Linked DNA regions of Homo sapiens: region 2 is linked to region 1. The links are chromatin loops, found by intact Hi-C in ENCODE. Cell type or tissue: heart right ventricle. All regions are shown on one strand. Each heading gives the region's core, and the rest is flanking DNA. Links, peaks and the distances in the headings are about the cores only. Region 1 overlaps TMEM72-AS1 (TMEM72 antisense RNA 1). Region 2 holds the start of LOC124902530.

Evidence for each region. A loop is a pair of places that touch in the nucleus more often than their neighbours do. Peaks named below come from ENCODE experiments on the same cell type or tissue, not always from the same donor. Only the 100,000 strongest peaks of a DNase experiment are listed, where the experiment ranks them.
Region 2: a loop joins it to region 1, with 2.3 times the contacts of the local background. A loop is called at or near these places in 4 of 110 quality-filtered maps.

What each region holds. Positions count from the first base shown.
Region 1 is chr10:44,874,070-44,885,587 of GRCh38, forward strand. The region is part of intron 2 of TMEM72-AS1 (TMEM72 antisense RNA 1); the gene reads right to left. Among named protein-coding and RNA genes, the nearest start is that of TMEM72, 32 kb to the right of the region's middle. RefSeq lists an enhancer at 4,985-5,911. In heart right ventricle, for the core only: a CTCF peak has its summit at 5,122 (motif pointing right); DNase peaks (open chromatin) are centred at 4,792, 5,242 and 5,631; H3K4me3 peaks cover 1,519 bases; H3K27ac peaks cover 1,318 bases.
Region 2 is chr10:44,984,926-44,996,443 of GRCh38, forward strand. It overlaps RASSF4 (Ras association domain family member 4), which reads left to right. Exons shown (of 11, transcript NM_032023.4): 6 at 1-45; 7 at 4,349-4,450; 8 at 4,745-4,796; 9 at 6,023-6,144; 10 at 6,980-7,077; 11 at 8,344-10,966. The coding sequence ends at 8,404. It overlaps LOC124902530, which reads left to right and starts at 9,111. Exons shown (of 3, transcript XM_047426129.1): 1 at 9,111-9,246; 2 at 9,880-10,016. The coding sequence starts at 9,111. It overlaps ZNF22-AS1 (ZNF22 antisense RNA 1), which reads right to left. Exons shown (of 4, transcript NR_126421.2): 4 at 9,007-9,281. RefSeq lists enhancers at 6,077-6,768, 6,798-7,299, 7,300-7,799. In heart right ventricle, for the core only: a CTCF peak has its summit at 5,648 (motif pointing left); DNase peaks (open chromatin) are centred at 5,186, 5,636, 6,846, 7,336 and 4 weaker places; H3K27ac peaks cover 7,613 bases.

The DNA of each region.
Region 1 (11,518 bases), core at 1,638-9,637:
CCCATTCCTGGGACAAAGCTTAAAAGAAAGAAACAAACTTTAAAGAAATATAGGAAGGTGCCTTTGTTACTATAATGATTATGGATATCTGTTGTAAAAATAATACTTATTGAGCCCATACATCTCACTTGCAGAAATCCAAAGCTATGTTATTAAAGCTGTTTCAGGGTTTCAGAAGATAAATAAATTGAAGGTCTCTAAACCTTCAGCAAAACTGTTCCAACTTGGATTAATCTGGAACTGAATGTCACATTGAATCCTGCCAAGGCTTGGCAGGGCCCCAGGTAGGAATGATTTACATTCCATCCAGAAAAGCGGCTTTGGGTCCTGGAGGAACCAGTGGTTTCAATGCAGCCCTGACCAGGATAGCTGGATGGGAGTGTTCCCCTGGGTGGGCTCAGGTGGCACAAGGGAGATGAGGGTCACCCAGTTAGAGTGCCAAAGCACTGCTCATCTCTCAGTCACTATGACTGGTAGAAATGCCACCAGTTTGTGCAATGAAACAAGTCTACATTTATTCCCTGTGAAGCTGTGATTCCTGGTGTAGCACGCACAATCCAAAGGTCAGAGTTGAGACTCAGTTCTTGCTCTGGGAGTTTGTGGACATGACCTTCAACTCGAAGCCAGAAGAACTGAGTTTAAGACCAGACTGTGCCCCCTTAAGAGCTCTGTGATCTGGGCAAGTCAAATCGCCCCTCTGACTCTTCAGTTCCTCATCAGTAAGTGAGGCTAAATTCCCATGCCTGGTGGACTCCACAGGGGACCCCTCACCAAGAGTTATTAAGGTGCAGCTTCCCCCACTGTTAATACCTACAGTTCATGCAAATCAAAGAAGACTTTAGACCCAACTTGAGTGGCTTTTATAGAGTATGTCACAAAGGCAACAATATGGCATAAAGTACTCAGCACCTTTCCCCACCTGTCAGTGGAAGCCTGGTCCTGAATTGTTTGTGGTGTTGAAGGATGCCAAGGAGGCTCACCCTGTGCTAAGGTGTCACTTCAGGGCACCAGGAGAGCTATAAGAAGAGGTAGATGGGAAGTGGTCATGAAAGAGGGCCTGCCAGAGCTTTTAGGGGAGGCCAGAAGAGGGACTGTGGCCCATGAAAGGGTGAGGAGAAGGCCATGCTGACAAGGACAGTGGCGCACATGTGTGAGGATTTTTGGAAATCTTCTGCTGTGTGTCGCACCCCTGATATGCCAGCCCTCCAAAGACTTAATTAAAGTCTTATGTTATCTTTTTTTTTTCTTTTTTTTTTTGAGACAGAGTCTCACTCTGTCACCCAGGCTGGAATGCAGTGGTGCGATCTCGGCTCACTGCAAGTTCCGCCTCCCAAGTTCACGCCATTCTCCTGCCTCAGCCTCCTGAGTAGCTGGGACTACAGGTTCCTGCCACCATGCCCGGCTAATTTTTTTTTTTTTTTTTTTGTATTTTTAGTAGAGACAGAGTTTCATCATGTTAGCCAGGATGGTCTCGATCTCCTGACCTCGTTATCCTCCTGCCTCTGCCTCCCAAAGTGCTGGGATTACAGGCGTGAGCCACTGCGCTCGGCCAATCTTATGTTATCTTAAAACACTTTTGGAGTAGAAATTACATTTCTCTTCATGCATCACAGTGCTAAGACTAGAGCTTAAGGCTGAGGCTGACAGGCCTAGATAACTTTGGGTTGCATATACTTAAATTAAGAGTCAGCACATTTTAGGATGAAGCTTCAGGTAATGATCATGAAAACAATTCCTAGCATCTCTACAGACTCCATCATTTTCGAAATGCTTTCTCACATTAATGCAATTCCATTCTATGTGTTAAGCAAAGCATAGGCTTTGCTCCCCTACAGAGCTTGGCATTTAATGCAGAGGCTACTTTTCCTAAGCAGAATAACCAAAAGAATTCCATGTCCAACTACAGCAGGATAAGGAAAGCTGTGAGGTATTTTATTAATTAGAAAATGCTGGATCCTCCTGTCTAGCTGAGGTAAGGATGAACTTTGACCTCAGAGCCTGCATATGGTAGTGTTTATGCAGAGATGTAGTCCCATATAGACAAATAAATATGGTTGTCTTTATACATATATGTGTATACACACACACACACACACACACACACACACACACATCTCACTTAGCTAGACACAGCCCCATCTTGAGGGCAGAGAGTGGTCTTGTCTTTCCAGTTCACCTCTTCCTTCCAGTATCCAGAGGTGACCAGTAAGTGTTGGTGGTGGAGAGAATGGTGCTAAGGAGAATGGGCTCATCTGTGTTACTAGACTGTTAGCGGGAAACAGAAGCCATCTGATGACAGGTCACCTATCTTTGTGACTGGGTGAATGAGTTGGGGTGGGGGCAGCTTTCGAGCTTTCATACAGCTCTAAAGACAAGGCTGGTCCACCTCTAGTCTGAGCTCCATACCAGGCTCTTGCCAGCACCTTCCTCCCCACTCGCCAGTGAATGAGGTTCTTCTCATTACTCTCCCTTCTCATACGCATGTATTTCTGACGCGTCTATACAACAGCTCTGGGCCTTGATCCACCCATATCAGCCCAGTTCGTCTACAGGTCACCCTTGTGTTTCTCACTGTGCCTGGCAAGGGCACCACAGCAGGGCTCATGGGTGTAAAGGCAACATGGTTACCAGGGGAGGGGTGCGTGAGTGTACAGGAAGGAGGACATGGAAGGCACAGGTGGTGGGCCAAGGCCTGACCTGACAGGGGAACCAGTGCAAAAGGCGGCCTTGTCCTCCTGGCCAGGACAGTGCCTAGAAGATGCCCACTGTGTGGCCAGTTCTGGTCACTCCCCTTACAGTAAGGGTACCATGAAACAAGAGGAAGAGAATCAACGGGCAGAACTAACCCCACACATTGGGCAGACCATGCATGAATTGTGGTAAGTATAAAAACACAATGGCCTCCCAGGTCTACCAAGCCAAGTCACTGCTACAGTATGGGCCAGCAGAGCAACAACCTACTGGGTCTGGGCACCCACCTCGTCTTTCCAGGCCTGCTGAGGGGGCTGGTTCCTTTCACTCCCCCTGTATCCCCCACCCTGCTCCAGCAGCACAGTGTCCAAAAGCTCGGTACCTATCAGCTCAGTCCACAACAGTGCACAGTCCGCTTCTCAGTGGAAAGACTTCTGCCCTAATCGCCCCCTCCAGCAGGGCTGGCAGGTATACGACCATCGGGGTGCTGCCCCTGTCTCCGGTCTCCAGGCTCCAGCACCCTGCACCTAGCAGGGACTGCAGGATAAATGCTCCTCACCAGCTTCTTTGTATCCAGTCCAGATTCCTTTCTCCTTCAAGGGCAGGTGGGAAGTTTGCATTTCCCAGCCTCCTTCCAAAAGTAAGGAAAAGCTAGCAATTCTCATTAATCAAGACAGCAATAAATCCAAGCAGACAGGACTTCACTCCTCTCTCACTGTGAGGTTCTACAAGTCCCTGAATTACAGCCCAAATTCCTGGGATGGAGCTTAAAAGGAAAAAACAAACTTTAAAGAAATATAGAAAGATGGCTTTGTTACTATAATTATTATGGATATCTGTTGTAAAGATAATACACACTGTGCTCATATATCTTACTTGAAGAAATCCAAAACTATGTTCACCTAAGCCACATTGAGAGCTGAATTATCATTTGTAAGAGACCAAATTCTTTTATCAAAGTAACAGGATAACTTTCAAATGTGTATTTATTTGTGGGGCTGGGCCAACAGCCAGAAAATATCTAAATGAGAACTCAGATTCATCTAAACTTGACATTTTCAGTTGATCTAATGGTTAATTTGTATTCAGTCCACTGACTCTTCAATGGCTTCTAATTAGGAGACAAGCAGAGAATTCCGAGTCCTGTGGTTTGCGATCTGGGTGCCTTATCTCTTAGATGGTTCTAGGCTATCCACATGGAATATTGGAAAGTGGGACAAATGGAGTCAGGCCTGGAAAGGAGATGAAAGGAAAGACAGTGGCATTGAGTGACTATAGTTAATGACAATGTATTGTATATTTCTTTTTTTTTTTTTTTTCTTGAGATGGAGTCTCGCTCTTTTTCCCAGGCTGGAGTGCAGTGGTGCAATCTCTGCTCACTGCAACCTCCACCTCCCAGGCTGAAGCAATTCTCCTGCCTCAGCCTCCCCAGTAGCTGGGACCACAGGTGTGCACCACCATGCCCGGCTCATTTTTATATATTTTTTTAGTAGAGATGAGGCTTCACCATGTTAGCCAGGCTGGTCTCGAACTCCTGACCTCAGGCAATCCGCCCGCCTCAGCCTCCCAAAGTGCTGGGATTATAGGCATGAACCACCACGCCAGGCCTGTATATTTCAAAATAGCTGAGAGAGGACTTTTAATGTTCCTAACATAGAGAAATGATAAATGCTCCAGGTGATGGACACCCCAATACTCTGGCCTGAACATTACATGTTACACGCATGTAACAAAATTTCACGTGTACCTCATAGATATGTACAAATATGTATCCATTTTCTTAATTTAATTTTTTTTTTTAAAGAAGGGTGTCAGAAAGCCAAAATTAGATGCTGCACAGCAAGGTTTGAGTTAAGGGCAGTGCTGGAAAACAGAACAAACCCTTGTGATCATGCCTCTCAGCCAGGTCAGGGACCCATTCCTGCAGTCAACAGCTGGGAAGGCGTGGAACCTGGGAGGGGGCAGCCTGGGGAGGGGAAAAGGCCGCTTGGAGGTGGAGGGGAGGCCTCCTCGCTCACCACCCAATGGCAGAGATGAGGCGTTGGAGGAGCAGAGAGGAAAAGTCCCTGTGCCGCAGCAGCTCTCTGCCAGTGCGCATGCGCACATGTCCGTGAAGCACCGCGCTGGGGTTGGATCCGCCTGCCTCAGCCTGGCTGAGCTGCAGGAAGATCGGTATTCAGGCAGACAGCATACGCAGTTTGGAAGAAAGCAAAGTGCTTTGCAAGTGAAGGGGAGCGGAACATGCCACCTTAAAATCTGTCACTTTGGCATAAGGATTAAGTGGAGCTGCCGGCAATTGAGAAGAAGCAGATACAAGAGAAACTCTCCGCCCTCACCTATTTACCAAAAAGCTGGACATAAATTTGTCAAGGTGTGCCCCCAACCCTCTCTACCGGGAAGGATGGAGTTAATCACCAGACACAACCCGAGCCCCTCCTCAGCCTGGAGAGGGCACCAGAGGAATCTGCACAGCACGTCCTGGTCCCACTGAAGCCCTTCCCTTCCCTCAGCTCCCCGTAGGGTGGCCTTCCCGCCCTGCGCCTCCCCAGAAACTCAAGCCCTTCTCCTCTGTCTTGTCACTTCTCTAAACAAGCATTCTCTTGTGAGGTGCTATGAAAGCTCGAGCTCTGGCCGCCCCTTGGAGTTACTCACTGCGGACGTTCCCATGGGTGTGCGTGATGCACGTGGTAATAAACTCGTGTCTGTTTTTCTCTCGTTAATCTGCCTTTGTCAGTCTCTTTCAGAGCCCCAGCCAGAGAACCTAGAGGGGTAGAGGAAAGAAGATTTTCTCCTCCCTACAGAATCAGACAGGCCTGCACTCGAATCCCAGGCATGCCGGGTGCTCGCTGGGTGCTGCTGGTGGAGCCCCTTCTTCCCTGTGTCCGACTGTCCTCATTGGCAAGGCGAAGGCAGCAACACCGCCTGGAAACGAGCCGGCTCTCCACAGTCTCAGCTGTTTGCATCCTCCCTCGTCCCTGTCACTCCCTATGTCTGAGGGTGTCCCGGGGACGCTGCTGCCCTGTGGGCACCTGGGACAGTTCTGCCTCATTCCCCCCACTCCTCATGTCCAGGGTTGCTCTAGGGGGCGTCCTTAGAGAATCTTTTCCCGTCCACACCCGAGCCCTCAAATTCCCCAGGCGAAGCTTCCTCAGCTCAAGGGATTTCCCCAGGACTACCTCCCACCCAGAACCCCTTCCCACCCTCCACTTTAGACTTTCTCATGCCTGCTGGGTTTCCTGGGGTCTAGCCACGACCTCAAATCTAAAGTCTCCCCTTTTCTCCATTTTACTCCCTTCTTTCTTTCCTCCCTCCCTCTCTCTTTTCCTTCTTTCCTTTTTTATTTACCTTACTTCCCCTCCAACCCGGCCTTCCCTCTCCCAGTTGAACACTCACTCATGAGCAGGACCTTCCTAGCTCTGATTGTGTCTTACTAGCAAAGACCCTGTCCATTGCCTGGTTCTCCTCTCAAATCCTTTGCCCTGGATCCTGGGAGGTCATACCCTGGGGCAGGCTCCACCTCCTTACCTCCGGACACTGTCACAGTTGGCAACTCTAGTGGACACCTGGTGTGACACAGCGAAGTGGGGGAGATGGGTTCGTCTTTTCCAGGGAGCCCCTCACGCCTGCCAGCTCCAGGCCTGGCTCGCCAGCCCTCTGCAAATCCACCGGCAAACTCACACACTCCGGTGCACTCCCATCGCTCACGTTACCAGAATAGGTTCCTAAGACTGGGAGTGAGAGAGGGCAAGGCACCCAGGGCCACGTGGAGCGGGGATGCCACAGCGGGGGACCCGTCCGAGATAGTTTCAATGGTCATGGTAAGAAACGATCAGTGCCTGAGGCGTGGCAAGAGTGAAGAGAAGGGAGGGATGAGAGCTGGGAGGAAGGAGAGGCCACTGGAAGGCAGGTGTGTGGATAAGCTCAGCAGCAGGCTCTGATCAGGGTGTTGGGTTAGAGGTGGGGGTCTAATAAAGGGAAGAGCTGTTGATGGGGGAGATGGTGGGGTCCCTTTTGGGCAGGGAAGGACAGACATGCCTGTGGGACACCTGGGTGAGGACATCAGGAGGTAGGGGATGGTGTCGTTCTGGAAATCACTCCAAATGTACCCCAAGAACAGAAGATTTCCCAAGGGTGCTAAGGAAACCTTCCTGCTTGGTCTCCTGGTAGAGAGCAGGTGTCTAATGGGGAAATCGGGGATGAGGCTAGACGAGGAGTCAGGGTGAGGTGGGCGGAAAGCCCAGAGCCGTGATCTAAAGACCTGGCTCCAGCTAGGCCCCCCACCTCCCTTGTGTCCTCAAAAGCAAGCCACAGATGCTCAAGCCTCAGTCTGCCTGTCTGCAGAAGGTGGGAAGAGCTCCTCCCTCACACCTCTATCTGGGGGAATGAGGAACCGGGAGGCCTGACAGACCATGGGTTCTGAAGGCAAGGCAGGCCTTAGGATAGAAGGGACAGCTTCAGACCAGGGTGGAGGCTCCCGGATGAAGAGGAGGAAGCTGAAGTTTCAAGACATGGGGCATTGTCATATCATTTTATTCAGCGTAGCTGCCTTAAGCAGCCAGACCAGTCCATCCCGGAACATGGGACAGGCTTCTTTCTCTTCTTAATCACATGTGACAGCTTCACTGGACACTTGCTGTAGCCTCTGAGTCCTTGTGGACCTGCTCCTTTCCTCTTAAGCAATTCAGACTTAAATCCCAGCTGAGGAAAGTCTCATGAGAGGCAGGTGTGCTCTGGGCCCTGGGACCCGGAAGGTCATAGGATGCGGCAAGGACTCACTGATGGGTTGGGGATGTTTCCTTCCAAGGCTGGCAGGCTGAGACATGCCCTGTCTGGGTGACCATGCAGCTCCCAGGCCCAAGTGTGACCAGGGGAGTCTGCAGAAAGCACAGAACATGCAAAACAGAGCATCACCTGCTCCTTCAGCCACTGGAAAACAGTGCCATCAGCGAGACCAAGATGAGCTGCCCATGCTCCAGGTGCACAGAAGGCCAGATTGAACGCCATCAGCCCAGAATAGTAGTGTTTGGTGTTCACACCTTTTCAGAGCTCCAGCGAAGACCAGAGGAAGTGGAAGTGCGTGATTCAGGGCCACCCTTCACATCCCCCACAAGGGCAAAGGGGAAGTGGTCTTTGGTGATAAGGGACCAACAAAAACCAGAGCTGCCGACACACACTGGAAATCTGGCACCAGAAAAGACCCCCGAATCCAGTCATCGTCTGGACAGTGAGAGTATGCCCAGCCACCTGGATCCAATGGTGGACAGCACTTGCAGTCAGAGCCCCCAGTTCACACTGCACATGCCCCCTCGCTTCACCTCCAACCTTAGAGAGAGAGCTCACTTCACGGACCCAGGCTCCATGCCCTTGTCCCTCAGGGCTGTGGCTGACATCAAGCACTGACAGGTGTTGGCCCGTGGTCAGTGCTCAGTAACTTGCAGTTTTTTCTTTTCCTAAGGCATCACTGCTCTCTTCCTGTCCTCTCTTTCTAGAGGCAAGGCTTCTCCACAACCTTCACCCAGCACAGCAACAAAGGCCCAAGGGAGCAGGTTCCCCCTCCCCTGCCTGTGGCCAGCCAACAACTTTACCTCTCCAGGCTCAGCTTTCCACCTGCCCATGAGTGGTGAAACAGACAATGTGTGCAGCTGCTTCTTTCAAAAATCTTCGGACTGCCTGTCCCACACTGCACAGCTCTCTAGCAATAGATGCTCACGTTCCCGTGTGGTCTCAATGCCCAGGAATTCCCTGGCTGCTTTCCTGGGCAGGTGACCCTGAGCAGCTCAGTATTCTGGCTGAGACACCTCGTGACAAATTTGGCTTCAGACTCTAACCTGCAGCAGACTCCAAGCTCAACAACTCAGTATGAGAGAGGAAGTCCTAGACATTCTGGGAAAACATCATTTCTGGAAAAATTCAGACTAGCAAGTGGTCTAAATAACGATAATGGATATGCTTATTATGTACAAATAATGAGAGACCAGAATTGTGATAGGGTCCCTCTCTTCCTGTTACCAGTATTTTCAAATGCACAAAACATCATAAAATGCATAAAACGCCTCTAAGCAACACTCCACTGCCATTTAGTCTCCCTCACTGATGCCATTTACATATCCATTAAAGGGTTCTTACACGACTTCTCCACGCCACTTTCCTCTGCTCACACGGGTGGTTTATGCTTTCTGCCTGCCCTCCTGGGCTCTGTGACATAGTCAGGAATGCAGTCTTTGTAAGAGTCTGTGCTGAGAAGATTGGTAAATTGCGTCTGGCAAATCCACGGAGATGCCTGCTCACACCCTGATTCTGTTGTTTTCACTGGAGCATCACACATGCCCCAGGCCTCCGAGGAGGTCTTTCTCACCACTCTTCTGTCCCAACACAAGCAGGTCCTGTCATTCAAAGGGCAGCTCAGAAAACAACGGGCACAGAAAAAAATGGACAGTGGAAGGGTGCTAAGAATGAGCCCATGTGGTTTTCATAACGCCATTACATCTTTCCAATACCAATTCTCTGACACCAACTGCATGTCAAACAATTCAATTCCATTCTGACACTGAACACCTAGAGTTACTCAGCCCCCACAGGGTGAGGCTCCATCCCACAAGACTGCCCCCATTCAGACCCAACTGCAAATGCAATCCCCAGGACACCCACACTTCTGCCTGGCCAACTACAAATTTGGGGGTGCCCATGACTCCCCCTTAGGTTTAACAATGCACTTGAATGACTCACAGGACTCAGGAGGACACTCTTCATAATTACAGTCATATTCTAAAGACACAAATGAATGGAAGGGGGCACCGGGCAGGCTGGATGGGGAGTCAGTGCACGGAGCTCTCACACCCTCTCTGGGTGCACCTACGTGTCCCCCAGCCCTGAAGCTCCATTAGCCTCCTGCTTCCGATATTTTACTGAAGTTTTGTTATGTAGGCATCATGATTAAATCATCAGCCATTGGTGACTGCACTCCATCTCCAGATCCTCCTCCTTCCCGGAAGGTCAGCAGACAGGCTGCAAGTTCCCACCCTCTAATCCTGTGGCCAGTCCCTCTGGCAACCAGCTCCATCCTGAGGCTGTCTCGGGGCCTGCCAGGCATTGCCTCCTTGGAATAAACTTGGGTATAGTCAAAGGGGCTCATTATGAAAAACAAAAGAAAACATTCCTGTCACTCAGGAAATTCCAAGAGTTTTAGGAGCTCTCTGCCAGATCTAGGTTCAAAGACCAAATATATATTTCTCATTTTGCCACGCAGGCAGAGCTGGGTTCACCTGGCTGACTCTCAAGGCATTGGCTCTCAGTGAGCATCAGGGTCCTGCAGGGGCGCCCCCACATCAGAGCACAGCTCCTAGTTTCTGTCAAGCTAAATGTCCATCAGCCCTGTGACTCAGCAATCCCACTTGTGCGTATTCACCCCTGAAGAAATACGAGCCTGTGTCTACAAAAGAGAACTGTACCTGAATGTTTGCAGCAATTTTCTTCATAACAGCCAAAAAAGTCCTAGAAACAATGGGTGAATGGCTAAATGAATTGTGGTCTAATAAAAGGAAATGAACTACTGGTATGAAAACCTGAATGTGTGAATCTGATCCAGCAATCCCACTCCTGGGTATCTAACCAGAGGAAAAGAAGTCATTATTTGAAAAAGATACTTGCACATGCATGTTTATAGCAGCACAATTCACAAAAGCAAAATCATGGAATCAAACCAAATGCCCATCAATCAACAAGTGGATAAGGAATCTCTGGCATATATATATGATGGAATACTACTCAGACATAAAAAGGAATGAATTAACAGCATTTGCAATGACCTAGATGAGATTAGATACTATTATTCTAAGTGAAGTAACTCAGGAATGAAAACCCAAACATCATATGTTCTCACTGATATGTGGGAGCTAAGCTATTAGGTCGCAAAGGCATAAGAAATGATACAATGGAATTTGGGGACTTGGGGGGAAGAGTAGGAGACGGGCGAGGGATAAAAGAAAACAGATATGGTGCAGCGTATGCTACTCAGGTGATGGGCGCACCAGGTTCTTACAAATCTCCACTAAAGAACTTACTCATGTAACCAAATACCACCTGTACCCCAATAACTTATGGAAAAATAAAATTTAAAAAAAGAACTCAGTACATATTTGAAGATTTAAAAAAATTAAGAAGCCAGACACAAAAAGGTACATATTTTATGGTTCCTTTTATACTACATCTAGAATCATCAAAATGAATCCACAGAGACTGAAATAAAGTATGGTTGTTGGTGGCCAATTGGAAAGGGGTAGAAAGGGGCTTCTTAGAGGCTGACAATGTTTCACATTTTGTTTTGAGTGTAGTTAAACAGGTATAAATGATTATCAAAATTCTGCAAACTGAAGGCTTAAATCACGCGTGTTACTGTGTCAAAAGACAAAATTACAACAGATATAAAGATCTCAATTGGCTTTACTTACGATTCTAGAATCAAGCAACACTTCATTCTATACAACAGAATAAGTGTTCCCATGAGCTGGGCGAGGAAGTTGGTTTTGTAGACAGAGAAAGGGCTGAAAAAAGCAAAAAGAAAGAACAAAAAGCACATTGTTCATTTCAACATTACTTTTCTTATAAGATGGGACCCGGACAGAATAACAGAAAAATAACAGATTGATTAACACCAGGTTGCTTCAGGTTACTCTTTTATAAGGATTGAGGGCATGAACTTCATCATTACGCCAACTGAACATTGAAAGCGAACCTGTGTGGGAAATGTGGATGTTATCTCATCTGATTTCTCAGCCCAGATAATTACTCAGTTTCAGTTTTCTGAGCATGGCTGACTCCATTTTGATTT
Region 2 (11,518 bases), core at 1,414-9,413, 110 kb after region 1:
CGGCGACACCGGTTCTCTATCAACGGCCACTTCTACAATCATAAGGTGATGCCCCAGCCTGGCCTCTCCCCTGGGCGCATGGGGAGCCAGGCCTGAGCACAGGCACAGCAAGCACCATGACCTGTGTGGGGGCTGCTGGCATTCCTGTGCCCTCAGGAGGAAAAACCAGGTTGCATCCACATAACAGCCCCGTTTATGACCTAAGCATTTTCCAGCACATGCTCACTGTCAGTGCATCCTCACAAGTCACACAGAATTCTGGCAAGTAAGCTGGGGATGCCCTGGGCAGACAGTAACGCTGACCGTGTCTTCAATGAGGGCGCTTTCTAGGAGGCTTCCCCCCGAACTCGATTGGTTGATCCCTGGGAACACTGTGTATCCAGCCATCACTCTCACCGAATAATTAAGCAGGGGTGTGCCCAGGGCACATGTGTCTGTGCCCCAGAGAACCTGGACGACCCCAGATTCCCAGCACACAGCCTTTTGTCCAAGGATGCATTGTACTGACCTCAGGAAAAGCTTTCTTTCCCCAAATTACATCATTCTATAAACAAACTGAACTGTAGCAGGAGAAGTTGATTGTTACTGTAAATAGAATGATTGGCTGTCTGGGCAAGGCCCTGGATGGAGCGTCTTGTGACAGGCCATATCTTTCCCTCAGCACTGGGAAATGCAAGCCGAGATTTCCAGTTGAAGCAGCTGCCCTTCTTGATAGAGGATGACTTATGGCAGGGAGGGGGCTCAGGAGGAGGGTCTCAGGGTCCGATCTGAAGGAGCAGGTGTCCCAGGTTAGGCTATCCAGGGGCCATTCAAGCCACACTTAGGGTGCCCTGGACTTTGGAATGTCTACTTTGGAATTCTGCTGGGCAAGCTGAAGGGACCCTGCTTTAATCTCAGGATCTCCCTTCCACCCCCTGCTAGGCTTGTGGTGAGTGAATGAATGACAATAGGGTTGCCTTTGCTAAATCTGGAAAAATCCAGGACTATTCCAAAGTAGAGTCTCCTGAGAGAGTAAAGGGGACCCAGGATTGAAGTTAGGCAGAGATTAACAAAGGTGTAGATTAGCCCAAGGACACATGACATGACTTGAGTATTCTTTAAATCTTGTTCCAAAAGGGGTTTAGTGTGTAATGTGTTGGGTACCCATTGTTAGCATTCAAATAAATGTTGATATGCTAGTGTAAGGAATTATTCAAAAATTTTCCAAAATATGTGCGTGGGTTTAGGTATTTTCCAGTTCTATGTTCCTTACCAAAAAAAGGGTGGGGGCAGGGATGTTTTGCTCCATGATTCAAAGTACTGAATGGTGGAGTTTAGCATTGGTACATTCGCTTCTCCTCGAAGGGTCTCATTCATCACTAAGAGGTGTGTCTGGTACATTAAACCTTATTGTAGTGATTGCCAGTGTCATAGGAACACTGAGCTCTCTGCATGTCCTGAGCACTCTGCAGCCTTTGAAATGAACAGTGAGGGTTTTCATCGCAGCCTCTCATTTCCAACTGAACCACACTATCAAGAAGAGCTACTCAGCCAGACAACATGGGGTCTCAGCCTGTCACCCAGTGAGGGCAGCTTTTCCTCCTAGTGACAGATTTGCCCTTGCAATGTGAATCCATTCTTCCAGAAAAAAGTACTGCTTTCAAGGACACAGAATAGTGTCTTAAGCATTTGGGACAGTAGCTCCCCCACCTCCTGGGTAAGGGAAGTCCCAAAGAAAAGCACTATGCAAAAAGCCCTTTCTTACCACGCTCAACATCCATACAGAACTAATGTCCTTAGAAATGAGGGGACAGATTCCTTGAGTCAGAGGCAACAATTGAAAAAATAAATAATTCCTAGCATTGAATTTCTGAGATAGTTCCAGGTTTTGTTTCTTAGAACTGTGCACCATTACTTCACTCAGTCATTTTCCAAAACTGTTCTGATTCCCAGAAATGTTGGTTTTATTTCCAGACAGGGTGAAACTTTGTAGCTGTTTCTACTGCCTGACCTATTGGATTCAAATGCGTTCTGTTAGAGAGAAACCATTTGTGGTTAGAGATAAGAAAGTAGCCAGGGGGCCTTTGTTCCTACTTGGAGTTGGTTGGTATCATCTTGAGAAAAGGCTTCGTGCAGAAGAAACACAGTGTCTTGTTAACAAGACTTTTTGTCCCTTTGAAATAGCCTAACTCCTCTGTTTCATGTTTCTTTTTTTATTTGAGATGGAGTCTCACTCTGTAGCCAGGCTGGAGTGCAGTGGCACGATCTGGGCTCACTGCAACCTCCACCTCCTAGGTTCAAGCGATTCTTCTGCTTCCTGAGTAGCTGGGACTACAGGTGCGCACCACGATGCCTGGCTAATTTTTGTATTTTTTGTAGAGACAGGGTTTCACCATATTGGCCAGACTGGTCTTGAACTCCTGACCTCGTGATCCGCCCGCCTTTGCCTACCAAAGTGCTGGGATTACAGGCGTAAGCCACTGCACCTGGCCCTCTCTTCCATATTTCTTTGGACAAGAAAGCCTAATCCTAATCCTGGCTTTCTGTATAACTCAGTCATTCTGCACCTCAACTAGAATCGAGCTGGGGGAAGCAGGTCGAGGTTGAGTCTGACTCTGGCACAGCGTGCTTCATTTTATTGTGCTTCTTGTTACTGTACCTTGCAGATTTTTGCAAATGGAAGGTTGCTGTTCAGCAACCTTCCATTTGCAAAAATGTGCACTTTTTTTTTTTTTTTTGCTGCACCTGCGGTTTCTGCAAATTGAAGGTGTGTGGCAACCTTGTGTTGAACAAGTCTATCGGTGCCGTTTTCCAACACTATGTGCTCACTTTGTGTCTCTGTGTCAGATTTTTTAGCAATAAAGTAGTTTTAATTAAGGCATGCATATTTTTTAGATGTAGTACTGTCTCACCCTTAAGAAACTACAGTATAGTATAAACATATCTTGTATATGCCCTGGGAAACCAAAACATTTGTGTGACTCACTTTATTGAGATATTCGCTTCATTGTGATGGTCTGGACCTGAACTCACAATGGCTCCCAGGTGTGCCTGGACTTATCAGAGCGGGGATACTGAATAGGTCCTTGAGCTCTCTGAGCCTTAGCTACCTCCTTGGGAAAACAGAGCTAGGATCTCAGAGGAGGAATATGCGAATCTAAACTTGAGTTTGAAAAGCAAGGAGAGGTTCACCTGCAGAGGAGTCACATTCGCTGGGAGGCACCAGCACCAGGGGGGTAACATGTAGGTTTTCAGGAATCATGGAATCCTTTGAGTCAGGGCTCTGTCTTTTCTAGGTGGGTAACTCTGAACAAGCTGGTTAACCTCCTAAAGCCTCTGATTCCTTTCTAAGAAAAGGGGACTAGTTATAGCTGCCTCAAAGGGTTGTTATGAATATTAAATCAATGATTGTATGTAAAATCTTAGCGGGTTCAATACACAGCTAGGGTTTATTGAGGACGGACCTATTATGTGTCAGGCAGAGTCCTGGTTGATTTCATATATGGTGTCTCTTAGGCAAAGGCAAGATACCTGCAAAAATATAATGTGTCCCCCCACCCCCCAGCCAAATTGTGAAGAAGCTCTGTGACTGGAGCACATGGTGCTTGTTAGGCAACCATAGTGTCATACGTGCGAGACAATGAGAAGAACTACAGATGTTATTGCACAGTCCCCAGGAAGCCTTCAGATACTTTTAGACCCGCGCTTTCAAACAGTGCTTCTCACATTGAACTGCACAGATCGCTTCGCCTTGTGTTCTACAGACGCAGACTCTGATTCAGATGGTATGGAGCAGGGTAGGGAAGGGAGCCGAGACTGTATGGATGCAGCTGGGCTAGACGTCACTTGGAGGTGCAAGGGTTTTAGAAGTCCGTTCCTGTAGGCAGCGGTGCAGACTACGGATTAGAGGGACTGAGACCAGAAGGGAACAAGCTGGGAAGCTGATATGGTGTGATCAGTGCCTCTACTAGGCACTGCTGGGAGAATGAAGAGGAGGAGACAGATTGGGTAACTTTCAGCCTTAGAATCAACAGACAACTGGTGACTTAATCAATAGAAAGAGTGATGGAGAGACTGATTCCCCCACCCTTGTGAATGACTTCCATGGCCCTGGTTCCTCGGGTCCAGAGAGCTGGCCCTTCTGGGTGTGTAGACATCTTCCTTAGGCCTCTGGAAGGAGTGCACTACTACAGCTTCCCGGAGTGTCTCCCAGGTCTGGGAACAGCTTATGTGTGCATCAGCGTGAATGGACAGGTGCAGGTGTTCCCAGATCTCAGCGTCACCTGCTGCCTTGGTCTGTTCACCGTTGTGATGTCAGTCCCTTGTCCCCTCTGGGCCTGACCTGAACTTCTCTCCCTTCCTGGTACAGACCTCCGTGTTTACTCCAGCCTATGGATCCGTGACCAATGTGAGGGTCAACAGCACCATGACAACCCTGCAGGTGCTCACCCTGCTGCTGAACAAATTTAGGGTAAGCCTGGTCAGGAGCAGCCTTGCCCCAGGATGCCAGTGGTCTGCTATTCTGTTGGGGGTGGGGTTCTGGGGAAAGCTGCCCGTGGCAGAAGCTGCCTGGGCAGAAGGTCTAGCAAGGGTCCCTCTGCTGAGCTTTGGTTTCTCGGATTTCAAGCAAGAGGAGGTTGGGAGAGGACAGGTTCCTTGCAACTTGCGTGTGTGTTACTGGGGGTGTAGTTACTGTCAGGGGACCCTCTCAGTTCTCTCCCATCTCCAAGCACCGTGATCTGACTTCCTGTGACTGCCTGTGCAGGTGGAAGATGGCCCCAGTGAGTTCGCACTCTACATCGTTCACGAGTCTGGGGGTAAGTACCTGCCCCACTTCTGGATCGTAAAAGCAAAAGGTCTCTACCTGTTCAGCAAGCCCCCTCCCCACCAACCACTGACTGTACTCCCTTCCAGATGGGCTCCGTGCTGGCTTGCCTAGTGGGCTAGGGCACACTGTGCCTCCCAGCATGAACATTTCTCCCCCACCCAAACCCAGGCACACTATGGAAGCCTTGAGGAAAAGAAAACATACTTTTGGCTTCGAATTTAAAGCACATTAAAATGTCCTTGGATTTTCTAGGTCGCTCAGTACATTAAGTTTAATTCTTTCAGGATTCTGAAGGAGAATCCCACCAAGCTATAGGAAGCCTCCCTCTCCGCCTCTTCCAGAGAAATGGATGGGTGGGTACCTAGCTCCTTGGCGCCGAGTCAGGAAGGGTGGGGTGCGTGTCGCAGTGCATCAGGCCCTGGCCCTCCCGTCTCAGCTTTCCTTTCTCCCACCCCTCAGATCTTGTTTCTCTTCAAGCTGCACCTTTGCTGAATGACACTGTAGGGGAGGAAAATTATCTTCTCTTTCTACCCATTTAGGTTCACTGGCTGGGGCCCTGTATTTAGATTAACAAAAGACAGATTAAGGAGAAGAACAAACAGAAGTTTGTTAACACTTGCATCATGCATGCCCTTTGGAATATCCAGGGATGAATGGTCAGAATTTGGGCTTAAATAGCATATTCACAAAAGAGCAGTAAGTTTTTAGAGAAGTGACAAGACAGAGGAGAAGGGCCTGAGTTTCTGGGGAGGCGAAGGGTGGGAAGGTCACCGCACGGGGAGCTGCGGGAAGGGAAGGGCTTCAGCGGGACGTGCTGTGCAGGTTCCTCTGGTGCCCTCTCCAGGCTGAGGAGGGGCTCGGGTTGTCTCTGGTGATTAACTCCATCATTGCCTAGAGAGGGACGGGGGCACACCTTGACAAATTTATGTCCTGCTTTTTGGCAAATAGGGGAGGGCAAAGAGCCTCACTTGTATCTTCTTCTTCTCAATTGCCAGCCGCTCCACTTAATCCTTATGCCAAAGTGGCAGATCTGGGGGCCCTGTTCTGCCTCCCTTCTGCATGAGCAGGAATCTCTCAGGGCAGCGCTGTTAGCGAGGTCTGTGTTCTTAGGGTTCCCTGCGCCCCTAGACGCACATTTTCTATCAGTTCCTAATCTGGAACAGACAGAGGTGATCCTAATCTCCCGTGATTTTTGTAAACCACCTTCTTTTTCAGAGCGGACAAAATTAAAAGACTGCGAGTACCCGCTGATTTCCAGAATCCTGCATGGGCCATGTGAGAAGATCGCCAGGATCTTCCTGATGGAAGCTGACTTGGGCGTGGAAGTCCCCCATGAAGTGAGTGGGGGCCAAGGCTGGGGAGGCCTGCTCTAGGGTGAGGGGTTCTTGGGTGACGGGGCCTCCCAAGGACTCCTGGCCAGAGCCCTGTCAGTTGATGTCTCCAGGAGCTCCACACTCTCCCAAAGGGCTCCCAGCCTAGCACAGGGAGGCGCCAGCCCTCCCTCTCCCATCAGTGACCGCCAGCACCAGCAGCTTAGGGGAAAGAAGAATTTGGGTCCTATAAAACCATGGCCTGTCCTTTTCCTCTAGGGAAGTAAAGTCTTTTCCTTCATTGGAATGTATTTTGTTGTCATTATGTGAGAGACCTATGCAAAGGCTTTTTAACTAGGCCCTACCTCGCACCTGTGGAAAACAGGGAGATATTTAAGTCTTACCAACAGCCTGAGTTCTGACCAGACAGTGAGTGCATTTCCAAACTCCTCTGCATAGAAGATGCTTACAGGGTTTGAACCTCAAGTAGGAGGCCTAGTGACCCCGTATCCCTCAGGCTGCTGCAATTGCATTCCATTGTTAGAAACAATGGTGCTCCCACCTCCCTACCCCCTAGCCCAGAGGGCACCCAATGTGACAATGCTGCTGTACTGAATGCTCTTCCTAATATTCAGTTTAATATTTCCTCCCAGGGATAACAGTTGCCTTTGAGATAGTAATAGGCTCCCGTCCTGGCATCTGTACACAACACAGCAGTGTGGGGGTGGGGTGGGAAAAGCGGCAGCTCCTTCTGTGGATACAAGATGTTGGCTGGATGGGCCACTATGGAAGCCTTGAGGAAAAGAAAACATACTTTTGGCTTCGAATTTAAAGCACATTAAAATGTTCTTGGATTTTCTAGGTCGCTCAGTACATTAAGTTTGAAATGCCGGTGCTGGACAGTTTTGTTGAAAAATTAAAAGAAGAGGAAGAAAGAGAAATAATCAAACTGACCATGAAGTAAGCAGCACTTAAACAGACAGTCATGGGTCCTGAACATCAGGGCAGGTCTGCAAAGCACAGCACCAGTGCCGGCTGGGAGGTCTCTCTCCTCCATGGGCACCAGTACCCTGGTACGGGAAGGCCTGCTAACCCTAGCTCCCCAGCATCACCCTCTGGCCCCCTGCTCGGTATTGCCACCACGCTGGGGTGACAGCTTGCCAAAACAGTGGGACACAGCCCCGATCACCCATCCAGTCTTGGCATCCTCACCAGCGCAGGCATGAGCTGCAGAACACCTGGCAGGAAAGTCAGGCAGGAACCCAAGTGGGCGCTGGGTCAAGCTTCTGAGTTCTGCTGGTGATGTGGCTCCAAGGAGCAGGCATGCTGAGGCAGACTTGGCCTGATTAGGGCCTTTTGTCCTAGTGGGAATTCTGAGCCTTCCCCAAAGTGGCAGATGCTGGAACTCCCAGCCTCAGCCGATGTTTTCAGGTGCAGAGGGCTAGTTCAATGAAAAGGTGAGCAGGTCTCACCTGCCAGCTCCTGGGGACACCACGCCAGGGTCCGGATGCATGAGTTAGCCAGGCTGTAGTCCCAATGACGTCTCCCCCTCAGCAAAGTGAAGTGTGGTCCAGGACTTGTGGAGGGCACCCCACCAGGGCTGGTGGGGAGGCAGCTAGGAAGGAAAGGGCAGGAGCTCACTGAGAGGGCCTGGGGTGTGTGGGGAAAGGATGGATGTTAGCCTCTGGTTGAATGACCCGTGGAAAGCCACATCCTCCACAGGCTCCTGTCTGTGCAGCCAGACCCCAAACAGGCAGAGGAGACCAAAGTCAGAGGGAATCTTCCATTCTGCAGTCAGTCCTGACCCCGTAAGATTTGAGAGCTGAAAGGGATCTGGGGGGCAACTAGTGGGTCCACTCAACGTACAGAGTGGACGCTGAGGCCCAGCACAAGGAAGGTTGCCGCATAGGTTATGGCAGAATCTGGGCTGAAACATGGGCTTCCCGATCTCTGCTCTACCGCCCTGTCCACTCCAGTGTGCTGTTGTCTGTATTAGAGTCTGCAATAGAAATGACAACACTCTGCTCTGATGCTCTGTGCAGTCCACAGCCTGGTTTGACTGCACCTCATGAGGCGCAGGCCACAGCCTTCCCCCTCCTTGGCAGAGGAGAGATGAGGCTGCTGCAGGGATCTCCTGAGCTGGCCATCTGCAGGTCCCTTGCTCTGCTGCCCACCTCCCTGCCCTGTCTGGCCTCAGTGAGTCCTCTTGGCGATGTCTCCCTCCAGGTTCCAAGCCCTGCGTCTGACGATGCTGCAGCGCCTGGAGCAGCTGGTGGAGGCCAAGTAACTGGCCAACACCTGCCTCTTCCAAAGTCCCCAGCAGTGGCAGGTGTACACTGAGCCCTGGTTGCTGGCCCCGGCCGGTCACATTGACTGATGGCCACCGCCTGACGAATCGAGTGCCTGTGTGTCTACCTCTCTGAAGCCTGAGCACCATGATTCCCACAGCCAGCTCTTGGCTCCAAGATGAGCACCCACAGGAAGCCGACCCAGGCCTGAGGGGCCAGGAACTTGCTGGGTCAGATCTGTGTGGCCAGCCCTGTCCACACCATGCCTCTCCTGCACTGGAGAGCAGTGCTGGCCCAGCCCCTGCGGCTTAGGCTTCATCTGCTTGCACATTGCCTGTCCCAGAGCCCCTGTGGGTCCACAAGCCCCTGTCCTCTTCCTTCATATGAGATTCTTGTCTGCCCTCATATCACGCTGCCCCACAGGAATGCTGCTGGGAAAAGCAGGGCCTGCCAGCAGGTATGAGATCTAGCCTGCTTTCAGCCATCACCTTGCCACAGTGTCCCCGGCTTCTAAGCCTCCAATATCACCCTGTGAGCCTCGCACAGCTCAGCCCCAACACAGAGGTGAGACCAGGAATAAGGCCACAAGTATCTCACTTTCTCTGCAGAAATCAATCTTTACTTCATCAGAGAGACCTAAAGCGATTCTTACAAGGAGCTTGCTGCAAGAAACACGGTCATTCAATCACATTGAGGAGGGTCCACATGGCATTGAGAGGGTGCTGCCCGCTCAATGCCCAGCAGCAGCTCTGGAAGGCAGTGCTCAGCCCCATCACCACTGTCCCGTGGATGCCTGTGTACCTCTTGCCTTTTCTGGGCTTGCGTTTCTCTCCTCTAGTGGGTGGGGATGACTTTCAATGACTTTCAATACTTCCCCTGAAGGAAGAATGATAAGGAGAAATGTCTGTTTTGAGGAAAGGGCTTTGAATTCCCCAGATACTGAACAATTTGTGTTTGTGACTGATGGAGAATTTCAGGAATGAATGAGAAAGCCTTTGCGAAACTATGCAACAGTTTACATCAGTCATGTGAAGTATTTGTCTAAAACAGAGCAAACTGAAGACCAAATTATTCTCCTGTTGAGGTCCGTGGATGGCAGATTTAAAGGGAAGAACCACAAAGGCTTGCAAAGATAGGAGAGGCTCCATCTCTAATGCATGTAGAAGCTCCTTACGGGTGCCCATCAAGAGCATAGCTTGGAAGCCACCATGCTGTGCGGAACTGCGTCAGGGCAAATGTCACAGCAGGATTTCCCCAACCCAGCTCCATCATCACAGACACAGAGAGCTGCAGGGGAGGCCTGCCCACTGTTTTGTCGACTCTGCCCTCCTCTGGCAGCATAGATCCTTAGGTGCTCAATAAAGGTGTGCTGTATTGAACTGAAGAAGTGAGAACCAAGCTTTTTTTTTTTTTTTTGCTTTCTGTGCATCCACCCTGACCCCCGGCTCTAACTTCTGAAACTCTTATCCTAAAGGATGTGTGGCCATGTTTGGCAGAAGAGCCACAACTCGCTGCTCTAGGAGCCGACATGACTCCTTCATTTCTGTGCATGCCCTGGGGACTAGGGTGGAGCCTGAGGAGAGGCTGCCATGGAACACGCAGGCGTCACTGGTGGGAGCCTAGAGGTGACCTGGATGATGAGCAATAGAGTCACCCCGAGTCACAGAATCTTAGCATCAGGAGGGCCCCAAGAATCTTCCAGGCCAGGGGCTCAGGTGGGATGGAAGCAGGGCCTAGGAGAGGGTACAAAACAAATCAAACAGGAGCTCCCAGGTAATTGTACTCCCAAGCTATTATTTACAATCTCAGGTGGAGGACAGCTCCTGTCCCATTGTTCAGCTGTAACTGAGTGACTGCCTTGTGCCAGGCCTGTGCTCAGCCCTGGAGGCACAAAGATGGAGCCAGTCTGTCCTGTGTCTAGGGGTCTTCTCATCAGGAGAAGAAGGCCAGACACTGGAAGGGTCAAGAGATCAGCTGAGCAACGAACCGGCAAAGCTCCTGGGAGTGAGGTGGAGGCCAAGGCAGAGTTGGCTAAGAAGTGCATGTGGCGTCACAGGCCAAGATGCACCTGCCAGCTAGGAGCAGGCCAGGTCCTGGCACACAGGAAGCCAGTGGAGCAGGAGACCCTCCCTAAGTACCAGCCTGTTTGGTTGGTTGGTTTGCTTTTGAAAGTTATTACAATATTATTTAAGGCCTTTTCGGATAAGTTCACTTTTAAAGTAGGTGTTATCAATCTAATTTCTGAACGTTATGGGTCAGAAAAATCACTAGCAAGTGGCTCAGAAAAAGGGAAAAGGTACACTTCTGCAATCAGCTGAGGAGTTCACACCTTTTTTTCTAAATCAACATCATATTTGCTGTTCAGAGGCAATCTGAAAAGCTGCAAATTCAGCTCACCTCAACCCCATAATTTCAAACGTTAGAGGCTGGTCTCTGTGGTTTCCTACTGGTTCCTGTGGGGAGCTCCCGCTTTCTTTCTACATAGAGCTTAGGGTATTTCTCATATGCCCCATTGGCTACCTAGTGTCTCAGGTAATAAACGTATCCGAAGATAAAGCAAAGATTGCTATGGGAGAGTGTTGTCTCCTAAAATAGGACTGTCTTGCCAGGCCAGGCCTCAAGAACCAGAGAGAATAATAAACAGCACAGGATGAAATCAGCATGATTGCAAAAGGACTGGACTCAGGAAAAACAAGTTTGTTTGCCCAGAACAAATTACCAGAAGGGATCAAAAACATCTTGTTTTTCTTTGGTGATAACCATATGCTACCGGATTGGAATGTTTACCAGAAAATGGAATAAAGACCTTCCCACTGGCAAAATAGAGCCAGGGTTCACCCAGGATACATCTGGCCCCTTAGTCCCATGGAAACAAGGCCCAAAGCTTATCCAGTCTGACCAGATGATTTGTGGAGGAACCAGCCCTGCAAAATGTGTCCCGGGTGTGTAGGACGCAGGTGCCTTGCAGCTGCGGAGGGGCAGCGGGATATCCTTGCCAGGTGCAGTGGTGGGCAGCATCCCCCTGCCCTCAGTTCCTCAGTGGTGATCAGACAGGAAGCTTGGTCGATCAGAGCCAAGCAACTGAGTATAAAAACAGCCAGATGCATGGGCTA